Linked DNA regions of Homo sapiens: region 2 is linked to region 1. A link is a contact called in ENCODE Hi-C data. All regions are on one chromosome and are shown on one strand. Each heading gives the region's core, a stretch centred on a gene start or an enhancer-like site at or near the end of the contact. The rest is flanking DNA. Distances are from core to core; before and after follow the strand shown. Region 1 holds the start of UQCRFS1-DT (UQCRFS1 divergent transcript). Region 2 has its middle 27 kb from the start of CCNE1.

The links. Hi-C counts contacts between places; a loop is a spot of excess contacts on that map. Pooled maps may share reads with other maps.
Region 2: a loop to region 1 is called in a map of CD8-positive, alpha-beta T cell, with 10 times the contacts of the local background. The contact joins the enhancer-like site here to the promoter of UQCRFS1-DT in region 1. A Hi-C loop is called at or near these places in 4 of 168 maps with a recorded cell type or tissue (B cell, CD4-positive, alpha-beta T cell, CD4-positive, alpha-beta memory T cell and 1 more), 2 of 37 single-sample maps with no recorded cell type and 16 of 50 pooled maps.

Annotation. Positions count from the first base shown.
Region 1 is chr19:29,211,206-29,217,098 of GRCh38, reverse strand. UQCRFS1-DT (UQCRFS1 divergent transcript) reads right to left here and starts at 3,846. Exons shown (of 2, transcript NR_184022.1): 1 at 3,691-3,846; 2 at 1,284-1,818. It overlaps UQCRFS1 (ubiquinol-cytochrome c reductase, Rieske iron-sulfur polypeptide 1), which reads left to right and starts at 3,948. Exons shown (of 2, transcript NM_006003.3): 1 at 3,948-4,194. The coding sequence starts at 3,981. RefSeq lists an enhancer at 3,765-4,004 and a silencer at 4,045-4,354.
Region 2 is chr19:29,835,545-29,841,620 of GRCh38, reverse strand. No RefSeq gene overlaps it. Among named protein-coding and RNA genes, the nearest start is that of CCNE1, 27 kb to the right of the region's middle. RefSeq lists an enhancer at 3,895-4,174. Within about 2 kb of position 4,005, at least 3 of the 41 ENCODE cell types and tissues checked have a DNase peak (open chromatin) inside an H3K27ac peak, as active enhancers do; they include CD4-positive, alpha-beta T cell and CD8-positive, alpha-beta T cell, where a contact is called at or near this core.

The DNA.
Region 1 (5,893 bases), core at 2,597-5,096:
CGATCATGCTTGTGCAAGGAATTATATAAACCTGAGGTCCCAAACTCGAGGCCTCAGCAGATGGGCAGGTAATGTAACTGAATGGACACAGTGGGAAAGGACCCAGACCACCAAGCAGGTACCTACCCTGGCTGACAGCACCCCACCGTCTTTCTCTTTGTTGAGGACATGGGCCTCGAGTGGCTTAAAATAATGCAATTTTATTATTTTACAATTCTGGAGGTCTGAAGCCTAACACAGGTCTGTAGGGCTGCACTTCTTCTGGAGACTCTAAGGGAGAAGGTTTCCTTTCCATTTCCAGCTCTATCTCTGCCTGCAGGTCCCTCCTCTGGCCCCACCCTCAAAGCCAGCAATGTGGCATTTCTGTCCTCTCACCTCTTGCTTCCCTCTTCTAAGACCCTATGAACATGCCGCACCCACCCGGACACTGCAGGAAGACTCTCTGATATGGTTTGGCTCTGTGTCCCCACCCAGATCTCACCTTGAATTGTTACAATCCCCTTGAATTGTAACAAGGGGGGGACCAGGTGGAGGTGATGGATCATGGGGGCGGTTTCCCCCATGCTGTTCTCATGACAGTGAGTTCTCATGAGATCTGACAGTTTTATAAGGGGTTCCCCCTTCGCTCTGCTCTTATTTTCTCTCCTGCCACCCTGTGAAGAGGTGCCTCCTACCATGATTGTAAATTTCCTGAGGGCGCCCCCCCAACCAGCCGTGCTGAGCTGTAAGTGAATTAAACCTCTTTTCTTTGTAAATTACCCAGTCTCAGGTATTTCTTCATAGCCGCATGACAACAGACTAATACACTCTCCCTATCTCAATCTCCAATCACAGCTGCAACATTCCTTTGCTGTGTAAAGTAACATATTCCCAGGTTCCAGGGATTAGGCTGTGGACATTTTTGTGGGGAGGCATTATTCCATCTACCACAGTTTGTATGTGGGAGTACTCACAATTTGTAAATGCTAGCAAATAATTCTGAGGTTCATAGCACTGTGTATGCCAGATCACCAGGTGTCTCTGGGCAGAAATGAGTGGGGAGAGAATGAATCTCCAGTCCATGACTTCCGACCTCTGATTTAAACAGTGTTTGTTAAAAGGAAGGCTTGGTGTCATGCTTCCTCCTGCCTTGTTCATACATACACATTGCGTGTCAGACTTCCAGGGAACTGAGAAGCTTACCAAGCATTTATGTTCCCAGGCCTGTGGCTATTTTTTTCCCTCAGTTTACAAAACTAACAATGTTTATTAAGCTCTCATTGTATGCCAGTGTGCTAAATATCTCACATGGATTCTTTCTTTTAATTTGCACAGCAATGTCATTTTTATCCCTGTTTTACAAATAAGAAATCTGACACTCAGTAACGTTGCCCGATGTCACACAGGTAGTAAGGGGCAGAGCTGCCATGAAGGCCAGGCTGTCTGGCTCCAGAGTGAGCTGATACATGAAAGCTAAAACCCCCTTCAGTTAAATAACAACCACTGAGGGGTTGCAGTGGTGTGTACCTGTAGTCCCAGCTACTCTGGAGGCTAAGGGAGGAGGACTGCTTCAGGCCAGGAGTTTGAGACCAGCCTGGGCAACACAGCAAGACCCCCATCTACCAAGTGGAACCCAGGTTGGCCTACAGAAGTCCAAGTTCCAGTATGCCTGCCACTCCTGGACATTGGCCTCCTTCTTCCACGAGAAGACAGCTGTTCGGCCATACAGTTACCCATCTCTCTGCTGCAACGCTGGACTCGAACACCACTACCAGATGCGTTCTTATCAATGTGTCTTTGGGCATGTCATTTGTCTTCTCTGAGTCTTAGTTTCTTCATCTAGAAAATAGAAAGTTATTATTATTGCAGATATTTACATACTGTGTGCCAGGCACAGTTCTAGGCATTTTACATGTATTAATCCATCTCATCCTTAAAATAACTCTCTAGGGTAGATCCTGTTATTATCTCTGTTTTACAAGAGAAAGACGGAGGCACACACAGAGATTAAATAACTTGCCCTAGGGCACAGCTAGTGAGTGGTGAAACTAAAATTGAACCCAGGAGGTCTGGAGATAATTCCTATTCTGTTCACCCAACTGGGACATTGTGAAGGTTTTGTGAAGGATCATTCATTCATTCATTCATTTTTCATTTCCTTACCAACTCAGAGGGAATTGTGATATTATTTCTTGTGAAGCACTCAAACCATGCATGCTGTGTGACAACTTCTCTGGAAATGTCTTTTATCCTAAGGTTGTTGCCAAGGGAGAGCACTGAGCCAGCTGTGTGATGAGCCTGGCTAGGGTGGCCCCTGAGGAGGCAGCCTCCAATCTTGAGAGTACAATATAGTCCCTTGGGCTATAAGGCTGGTCAAAGCCTAGGCCCTAAGGGGAGTCATAGGAAGGTCAAAGGGGAAACCTGTCAGTACACTTTGGACCTGGCATGAGGAATAACAACGAGTCAGCAAGGATCAAGGGAAGGCTTCTTAGAGGAGGTGGCATCTCAGATAAAAACACCACTAGCAAATCCTCACTTGGTGCTGCCTGTGTGCTGGGCCTGCTTGTAGATGCTTTACACGTTTTAGTTCATTTACTCCTCCCAGTAACTTTACAACACACATGGCATCATTACTGCCCCCATTTGGCAGGTGAGGAAACTGAGGCACAGAGAGGTGAGGGAACTTGCCCAGATCACAGAGCCCATGCACAGCACAGAGCCAATTCTGTGCACTGCTTATATTAACATTTACTTAATATTTAAATTATTTTTGACCTAAATGAAAAACTTTATCTCAGTATAGTACAGAATAGAAAACCAGTATGGATAGAAAATCAATACTATGAACCATATAATGAAATCACTCTAGACTCAGTTCTCTGCTAAGAGCTTCTAACTCAAGATCTTTTCTGTTAAAAGTGGGAGATAAGTGTAGAGAGGAATTAAAGATATATTAGGATCAAACTGAGGCCAAGTGAATTTGCTCATGCCTATAATCCCAGTACTTTGGGAGGGGGAGACAGGACTCCTTGAGGCCAGAAGTTCGAGACTGGAGTGGGCAATATAGTGAGACCTCATCTCTACTTTTTTTTTTTTTTAATTAAAGATGTATTAGCACCAAACTGAGACTTTCTCATTGGTGCAATCAGGATTGAAAAACAAAACAAAAGAAAACAAAACTTTCTCACTATGTGATGGAACATGAATGAGCGAGCTCTGTGCATCCTCTAAAATTCTAAAATCCTACTTTGGGAAACAGTGGTGGCACTGAAGAGCATAGACTCAGGAGACAGATTACCCTGCTTCACATCTTGCTGGCTATCCAGTTCCTGGAAAAGAATCTCTCTAAACCTCGGTTTCTTCATGGGTAAAATGCTGATAGTAATAGCTCTGACTTCATAGAGACCTTGATAACAAATGAAAGAACGTAGGTATAATAAAACGCAAAACCAAATACACAGTGAATACTTAATAAACATAATCCATTAGCATTATCGAGCTTTGCACAGATGCCTCTGGCCTTTTTGTTGTTGTTGTTGTTAGATGAAGATAATAAAAATCATCATAGTAAACACATAGCGATTACTATGTGCTGGACTTCGTCGTAGTTGAGATATATTACCATCCTAAGTTAAACTATAATCGTTTATTGTTATCTCTAGGTCTTCCTAGATGAAATTTTTACCCTAAAGGATCGTAAAGTCGGCCCACCGGACGTCAGTGGGGTCCCCTGTTCAGCCCTCTCGTTCTTCTGGGGATCTCTCGGGACACTGACGAGGTGGCACCGGGACCTACAGGTGGGCCGCAAGCCCCGCCCCCAGCGACGGCTTGTAGCCCCGTCCCCCGACGCAGCGCCTCTCCAAGTTTGCCCCGCCCTGCAGGACTGCAGAATTTCCTTTCCGGCGGCGCGCTGTCGTCACGCGTCCCGCGCCTCCTCGCGCCTGCGCCGTGGTTGGAAGGTCGTCCCTGTGACCGGCTTGGCGGTTGGAGCGGCTGTCGCCATGTTGTCGGTAGCATCCCGCTCAGGCCCGTTCGCGCCCGTCCTGTCGGCCACGTCCCGCGGGGTGGCGGGCGCGCTGCGGCCCTTGGTGCAGGCCACGGTGCCCGCCACCCCGGAGCAGCCTGTGTTGGACCTGAAGCGGCCCTTCCTCAGCCGGGAGTCGCTGAGCGGCCAGGCCGTGCGCCGGCCTTTGGTCGCCTCCGTGGGCCTCAATGGTGAGCCGGGGCGAGGGCCGCGAGCAGGGCTGGGGGTCTCTCGGTGCCCGCTCCTCCGGCCCCCAGCAGGGAGCGGCCGCGGGCGCGCGAGCGGAGCCTGAATCAGGTCGGGCTGGGCGGCCTCCGCAACTCTGGGCCTGGCCCCCGGGCTCGGGGCGTCTTTCTGGTGGCCGGCCTGGACTCGCGTCCGCCGGCTTCGCCTGGTTCCTCCTCGGCCGAGTTCACGAGCTCTGTAGTCCCGCTGTTCCAGCCACCTCTGAGGGGTTTTGTTGCTTGCAGGTCGTTTGACCTTGGGCGAGTTTCTAAACGTACTTCCTGTGAAATGGATTCATATCTTTATCAATTTTGTAGGGGTGTCGTGAGGCTTAGGTGGAGGAATTCTACGTAAAGCCGTTAGCACAGTTTGGGCACTTACATGCTTAAGAAATGGAAACTTACTAATATTTGGGAAGTTGGTCTTCTCACCACTACCGATCCCTTCATGTCCTTCCCCTTCATCACCCCCCCACCAAAAAAAAAACAAAAAAAACATACACAAGGTCAGTTACAGTGTAGTGTCACAACATAATCAGTCGTCAAGGACGGGCAGAGATTGACGACATTTACATTTTACAGATGAGAAAACAGACGAGGTAGAATGACTCGCACCAGGATCCGTGGTGTGGACATGTGGTAGCAGGGATTTGACAAGACGAATTGTCGTAGCCACTGAGCTCTTCGCAGGGGCTATTCCACACCCTCTGTCCTTAGATCCCCGTTTATCTTCTTTGCCTCGCCTTCCATCTTTACTTGGCCCTGTATCGGAGATAGAGAAATGGCAGCCTGTGGGCAGTGTGTCTGCAGGCTGTGTAGTTTTCAAAAAAACTGGGAAGACTAATGGCATCTCTTAAAATGCTGGAAGCCGGTAATACTGGGATCTAGTTTCTACTTGGGAAAATTCCATAGTGTGCTGTGTAGTGGCCGCCCCCGCAGTTGGAGCAAGTGGTCTTCTCCAGTTTGTCACAGTCTTTACCAGGTCTGCGTGTTTCATTCTGTTACCAGCCTGGCTCCACTGATAGCTGTTTGTGACTCTTCCCCTACACGCTAACCAAATTGCCCGCCACTTTTCTTTTTACTCTGTCTTCATTCACCCTGGGCTCTGCACTTTCTTCATGGTCCTTCCACTAAGTTGCTACATGTCCATATGTTTTCCTTACCCATCTTTTCAATCTCAGTTAAGGATCAGGTGAATAAAGTTTTTATTTGCTGATTTGTCTGTCTCTGTAGCACATACACTTTACACTCTGTATTGTGTTTATTGGTAACTCCTCCACCCTTGGGCTTAAGGGCATAGAGAAGGTAATATCTTCTTTATTTTTCTATCTTTCACAACGTCGGATTTTGTATACAGTTAGTGCAAAGTATTTGTGAATGAATATTTGTTAAGGAGCATCAGTGGGTTTTGAAGAAACTGTCCATGGCAGGTGTAGAGTACCCTAGCCCATCCTTGGGACCTGGAGGTGAGAAGGAAGGAAGGAGAACATTTCAATAGCAAAAGAAAAGCATCTTTGGAATTCGTCGTGTTGCTAAAGTTTCTTCAAAAAATTGGAGGCTTACATTTCTCTGATGGCCAGTGATGCTGAGCATTTTTTCATGTGTTTTTTGGCTGCATAAATGTCTTCTTTTGAGAAGTGTCTGTTCATGTCCTTCGCCCACTTTT
Region 2 (6,076 bases), core at 2,756-5,255, 620 kb before region 1:
ATTCATACGAATCCATGAATTCCTTGTTTTCTCCTGGCACTTTGAGTTGTCTTTTCCTTGCAGCTGAACATCTTATCTCATCTGACCCTCTAGTAGAGCAAAGACTTTAGCCACCATTTCTGGATGAGCCTTGGTGGCTCCAGGTCAGATGGCTCATCAAAGGTGAAACCTACCTGCGGGTAAGTGGCTCCCGCAATGTCGCCAGCTGCAGGTCCCTGTCTCTGGCCTCTCCCTTGGCCTCCTGCTCTGGCATTCCTGAGCAGTGAGTCTGTGGCCACCCAGCTCACAGATGGCCTTGGCTGTGTGTTCCCTGAGCCTGTGCTCTCTGGGTCTGTCTCATCCATAACCATATCCCTAGGGCCTGGATATCCCCAGAGGTTCTCAGCAAATATGAGTGGAGAGAATTCTGTGGCTGGTCAAGGTTTGGGGGATTCAAAAAAATCAGGAGCACACGCCTGTAAACGCAGCATTTTGGGAGGCCAAGGTGACAGAATTGCTTGAGCCAGGAGTTCAGGATGAGCCTGGGCAAGAAAATCAGTCCTTCTGATGCATCTGATTGGGGAAAAAAAAGCAAAAAATCAGAAACTTCTAGAGCTTCATCTCCCACTCTGCCGCCTGCACTTGGCATGCACTGGCTGGCCCTTAGCGCAGCCGCCCCTCATCCCCCACCTCTGCTGACCACCTTACCTGAGACCTTTCTCCAACGCTGCAACCCCTTCCCTGGGCCAGCTGTCTTATGGATGACAACATGGCTAATCTTGAGTGGGGGATGAATTTTCACACTCTCTCCCCTCTGGGTCTTTCTCTCCCACTCAAAAGGCTCAGGCATCCCAGACACTTCCCTGAACACACTCGGAGGGGCCACGGCCGCTCCCCAGCAGCACGCCAGAAGGGGCGAGTGCGAGCGTACAGGAGGAGAGAGGTTGCTGCTGGAACTCAGACCGCGCGATTCCCGAAATGTGCAGCCAGCACATCTGCCCAGAGAAAAAGGGAGGCCCAGAATTGCAAGCTTTGTTATTTTTACTTTTTGATGCGAGGGGCCATCTGTGCAGGTTGGAGCTTGTCTGGAGGAAGCCAGGATTTGTCAGTGAAATTCAAATGCAGGATTACTTTGCAGGCTGTCACACCGAGACTTTCTCCAGGAGCTGAGGTGGCAGTGCTGATAATTTCTACAGCAGCAGAGTGTGCCAGTTTCCAGCAGCTGTTCGGGGTGAATGTGCATGTGGAGCCTTCCACCAGAGCATCGCTACTCGCCTCGGCAACTTTACTCAGTGTTGGATCCACCAAGGATGCCAGGAGGGGCCTCGACCACCAGCTGTGCAAATCAGCCCCTAGTGTCTGGGAGGAGGTGGTCTGGAGGGCAGAAAGCCCAGTGGGGGTTGAGGAGAAGAAGGAAGAGAAGAAGGTTGGCAGTGCGGGAGATGGGGGTAGGGGGGACTCTGACACCCTCTGTTGTCGCCATTGGTTCGCTCCAAATTATCTCAGTCAACACACAGTTGCAGACTCATCCTGGGTATCTGCCTGTGACCCCCATTTTTAATTGCAGGTCACCCTCGAGCCCCCTGCATGGAAATTCCAGAACTGCCTGAGTTGCAGGTGGAGGTGGCTGAGTTGGGACCCCATTAGGACATTTTTTTTTCTTTGAGACAGAGTCTCACTCTGTCACCCAGGCTGGAGTGCAGTGGCACGATCTCAGCTTACTGCAATTTCCACCTCCCAGATTCAAGCGATTTTCCTGCCTCAGCCTCCCAAGTAGCTGGGACTACAGGCGTGTGCCATCATGCCCAGCTAATTTTTGTATTTTTAGTAGACACGGGGTTTCACCATGTTGGCCAGCCTAGTCTCGAACTCCTGGCCTCAAGTGATCCACCCACGTTGGCCTCCCAAAATTCTGAGATTACAGGCGTGAGCCACTGCGCCCAGCCTTATCTAGGTCATTTTCACAAACCAGGGCTACCTGGTGAAGTGGGTCCAGGAAAGGTCATCCCAACCCCATTCTGAAAGCGCCTTTTGGTGAAATCTAGGTGCGGAGGCTGCACAGAGCCCAGACTTTAGCGGCTGTTTGAAGCTCACATGCTAATGACGTTTGTATCCAAATAATAACAAATGTCAGGTGTATGCACCTGTCTCTCTCATTTGTATATTGCCTGAATGCTTTTCTCAGTGCCTCTTTCCTGGGCCAGATGTGCAGCCACCGCCTGTTCTGGGGTGGCACGGAGGAGGAGGAGGAAAGGATACTGAGGTTTAGCACATTTAAGTTTGGAAACTGTTCGATGCCATCCCTGACAGTTCACCCTAGGATCTGGGGGTGGAGAGTGATGACAGAAGCGGGCAAATAATCTGTGAGTCTTTCAGCCGTTGCTGTGTGCCCCACCGTACACATACCCTTTTCTAATGTGTGCCAAACAGTGAAATCTAATGATAATAGATAAGGATTGTAGGAAGAAAGCAATCTAGAACCGATTATTTCTTTTCTTTCTTCAGAAATAACCGTTAGGTGAGGAATGTGATTTGAGGTGCACCAAGAGGGGTCCTCAGTTTCTAAACACTGCCCCCCAGACCCCCAATACACACATACCCTGCCTCTACCTCCACCCAAAGAGAGGACTCAATACTGAGGTCAGAACTCCTCTACGTGGGACTATAGCAAAGAAGAACGCAGGAGAGGGGACGGTGGCTGGGGACACAGCAGATGGGCACTGCCAGGCAGGACTGCTGTGGGCATTGCCAGGGAGAGCCAGGATGCAAAAATGGCAGTGAGGGGGCCCTGGTAAGGGCTTCTAGGGCTTTGCTGATCTCCAGGCTCATGCGAGGGCTGACTAGCTTGGGCAGACAGACCTTTTTTCTTTTTTCCCTCCAACAGAAACAAAAGGATAAAATCATTGGCATCACTGCTGGACATGGTGGCTCACGCCTGTAATCCCTGCACTTTGGGAGGCTGAGGCAGGTGAATCACCTGAGGTCAGGAGTTCGAGACCAGCCTGGCCAACATGGTGAAACCCTGTCTCTACTAACAATACAAAAATTAGCTGGGTGTGGTGGCGGGTGCCTGTAATCCCAGCTACTCAGGAGGCTGAGACATGAGAATCACTTGAACCCGGGAGGTGGAGGTTGCAGTGAGCTGAGATCGTGCCACTGCACTCCAGCCTTGACGACAGACCAAGAACCTGTCTCACAAAAAAAAAAAAAAAAAAAAGGAGAAAGAAAAAAAGAAATCATTGGCATCAATTGGGCTCATTCAACGTAGATTACTGATGTGTTATTGTTTTGAAGATAGAAGAAATATAATTAATAAAAGCCACCCAGCCCGCCTTTTGTGTTTCCGTGAATTCCTTATTGACGTCTGCATCTATCTCAAGCCGCAGATGAGCCATCCTTTTCAGCTGCCCTGGATAGCACGGAGATGAACAGTGTGGAAAAATCACTCCTGGGATCTGTACACTCATCTTCTGCAGCTGCAATTTTTCTTCTGCAGCCTCAGTTTTCTCCATCACAGTGGTGGAATCAGAGAGGGGGTTTCCCGGGAGCACAGTGCAGGGTTCCCTTCAAGGAAGAGCAAAGTCCGCCTCAGTGCTGGAAGCTTTTTTGGGAGGCCTGAGCGCCTTCCCACCTTGGATCTCTCTCTCCAGAGCCACCAGACAACCAGTTACCTTTCAGGCACCAGGCTTTGATGGGTGTGGGGGAACTATTTCCCGGCAGCGGCCCTGGAATCACACCTGCCTCACCTCCGGCCTTGATGTGCCTTAGAGGGACTGAGGGCCAAAGGTCACCTCAGGGATCACCAGGAGGCCTAGGGAATAGAAGTAAGGTGTGGGGTGGAGGCTGCGGGCTTCTCTCTGCCCCTGGCAGCTTCTCGCCCACCTGCTTGCTAGTTTGACTTTGGTCCTGCCCACTGTCTCTCTCACACCCACCCACCCTGACATCTAGAGAAATGAAAGCTCCTTTGCATGACAGGAAGCAGGGGAGTTCCCTGAAGTATGATTGCAAACCTGAAAACATCCCCAAACTAGTCTTCCATCACCACCTGGAAGACAAGAGTTGGAAGAGAAACAGAAAGCAACTTTTTTTTTTGAGACAGAGTCTCACTCTGTCGCCAGGCTAGAGTACAGTGGTGAGATCTCAGCTCACTGCAACCTCTGACTTCCTGGGTTCAAGTGATTCTCCTGCCTCAGCCTCCTGAGTTGCTGGATTATAGGCACGCACCACCATGCCCAGATAATTTTTGTATTTTTAGTAGAGATGGTGTTCATTGGGCAGATGAGGAAATTGAGGCCCATAGTAAGTAAGGGACAAGCTGAAAGCCCCACAGGACCTTGGGGTCAGAGCCGAGACTCCTATAAATCCAGGAATCTCAAACTCAGGTGCCTATGGGAGCCAGGCCCATAAAAGAAGATGTCTTTGGACACCAAGACATCTTTGTATTGAATATTAAACATGCTCAAGTAGTCTGCATTTCTAGAAGAAATGTTCCCTCTCTGCCATTCTTCTTGAAACACTCCACCTTCTTGATCTACACAGTTTTCTCACTTTTGTTTTGTTTTTTAAAGACACGGGGTCTTGCTATGTCACCTAGGCTGGTCTCGAACTCCTGGGCTCTAATGATCCGCCCTCCTCGGCCTACCAAAGTGCTGGGATTACAGATATGAGTCATCATGCCCGGCTAATTTTTAATTTTTTTGTAGAGACAGTGTCTCACTATGTTGTCCAGGCTGGTCTTGAACTCCTGTCCTTAAGTGATCCTCCTGCATCAGCCTCCCAAAGTGCTGGGATTACAGATGTGGGCCACTGCACTCAAAGCTGTTTTCTCACTTTTGATAGTCACAGTTACAAGAAATATTTGTCTACTCCAAGAAGATGTGCAGTGCGTTTGTGAAGGTAAACAGCAATGGAGTCTGAGACCTTAGCGTAGGGTGTGGTAGAGGTGGTGAGGATTCTGGTATATTGCAGACCACATGCCCTGCCTGCAGGGCTGCCCAGAGCTGGGGAGCTGTATCTGAATGTGAACTTTCCAGGTTTTCAATATTGCCTCAAGTGTTTTGAAATGACTCGGCAGCCCCAGCACAACCCACCTGACCTGCAGGCCCCAACGTGCAGCCTCTACATTAGCCCTGAATGCTGGGGCGAATCCCCTACAGCTTAGAAGAGGGATGGAAGATGCAGAACTTCAAAGGCAACCCTTCTGACTGGGTATGGTGGCTCATACCTGTAATCCCAGCACTTTGGGAGGCTGAGGCAGGAGGATCATTTGAGGCCAGGAGTTCAAGACCAGCCTGGGCCACATAGTGAGAGCCCATCTCTACCAAAAAATAAATAAATAAATAATAAGAGATGTAAAAAATAAAATAAATAAAACTTTTTTTTTTTAAGAAGGAGGGAATGCTTCAGACCAAGTAACCATCTTACAGAGCTTGGATGTTCATTACTTGTCTATAACAAGAGATAACTCAGGGGCTTAGCAAGAGGAGCACAGAGAGCTTTCTGGATGGATGACTCAGGCTGTGACTGCTGGAACATACTAACTTTGGATTTTTTTCCTTTTAAAAAAGGGACAGTATCCCAAGGATGGTTCATCACAGTGCTGCCCCAAAGTAGAGGGGATGGATTTGTCTGTGTGTCTAATGGTGCATTGCAGACTGGGCTGTTGGATGCCATGCCCCCGGTAACCCCGCCAGGAACTGGGATTCCGTGGTGTATGGCACCTTTGCTCAAAAAAGGACTAGAACCTGGACAGGGGCTTGATTAATTTCTGTTAATGTCTCGCTTTCTAATCTTATGCAATCTTTTGGTCTTTTGCAAGTAGAAGATAGTCTATAGTCTCCTGGGCATGAAAATGTAAGAAAGTGGCTATAAATGTAAGAATCCATCCATCCGTCCGTTCGTCCATCAATCCATCCGTCTGTCTGTCCGTCCATCCGTGCGTCCGTCCATCCATCCATCCATCCATCCATCCATCCATGGAGCAGGTATTTACTGAGCAGCTATTTTGTGCCAGGAAGGCAATGGAATCAATTGGCAAGTCATCACTGAGAAATAACAACAGAAAAGGAGTGAGTTTGTATGTGCATATGCATTTTAA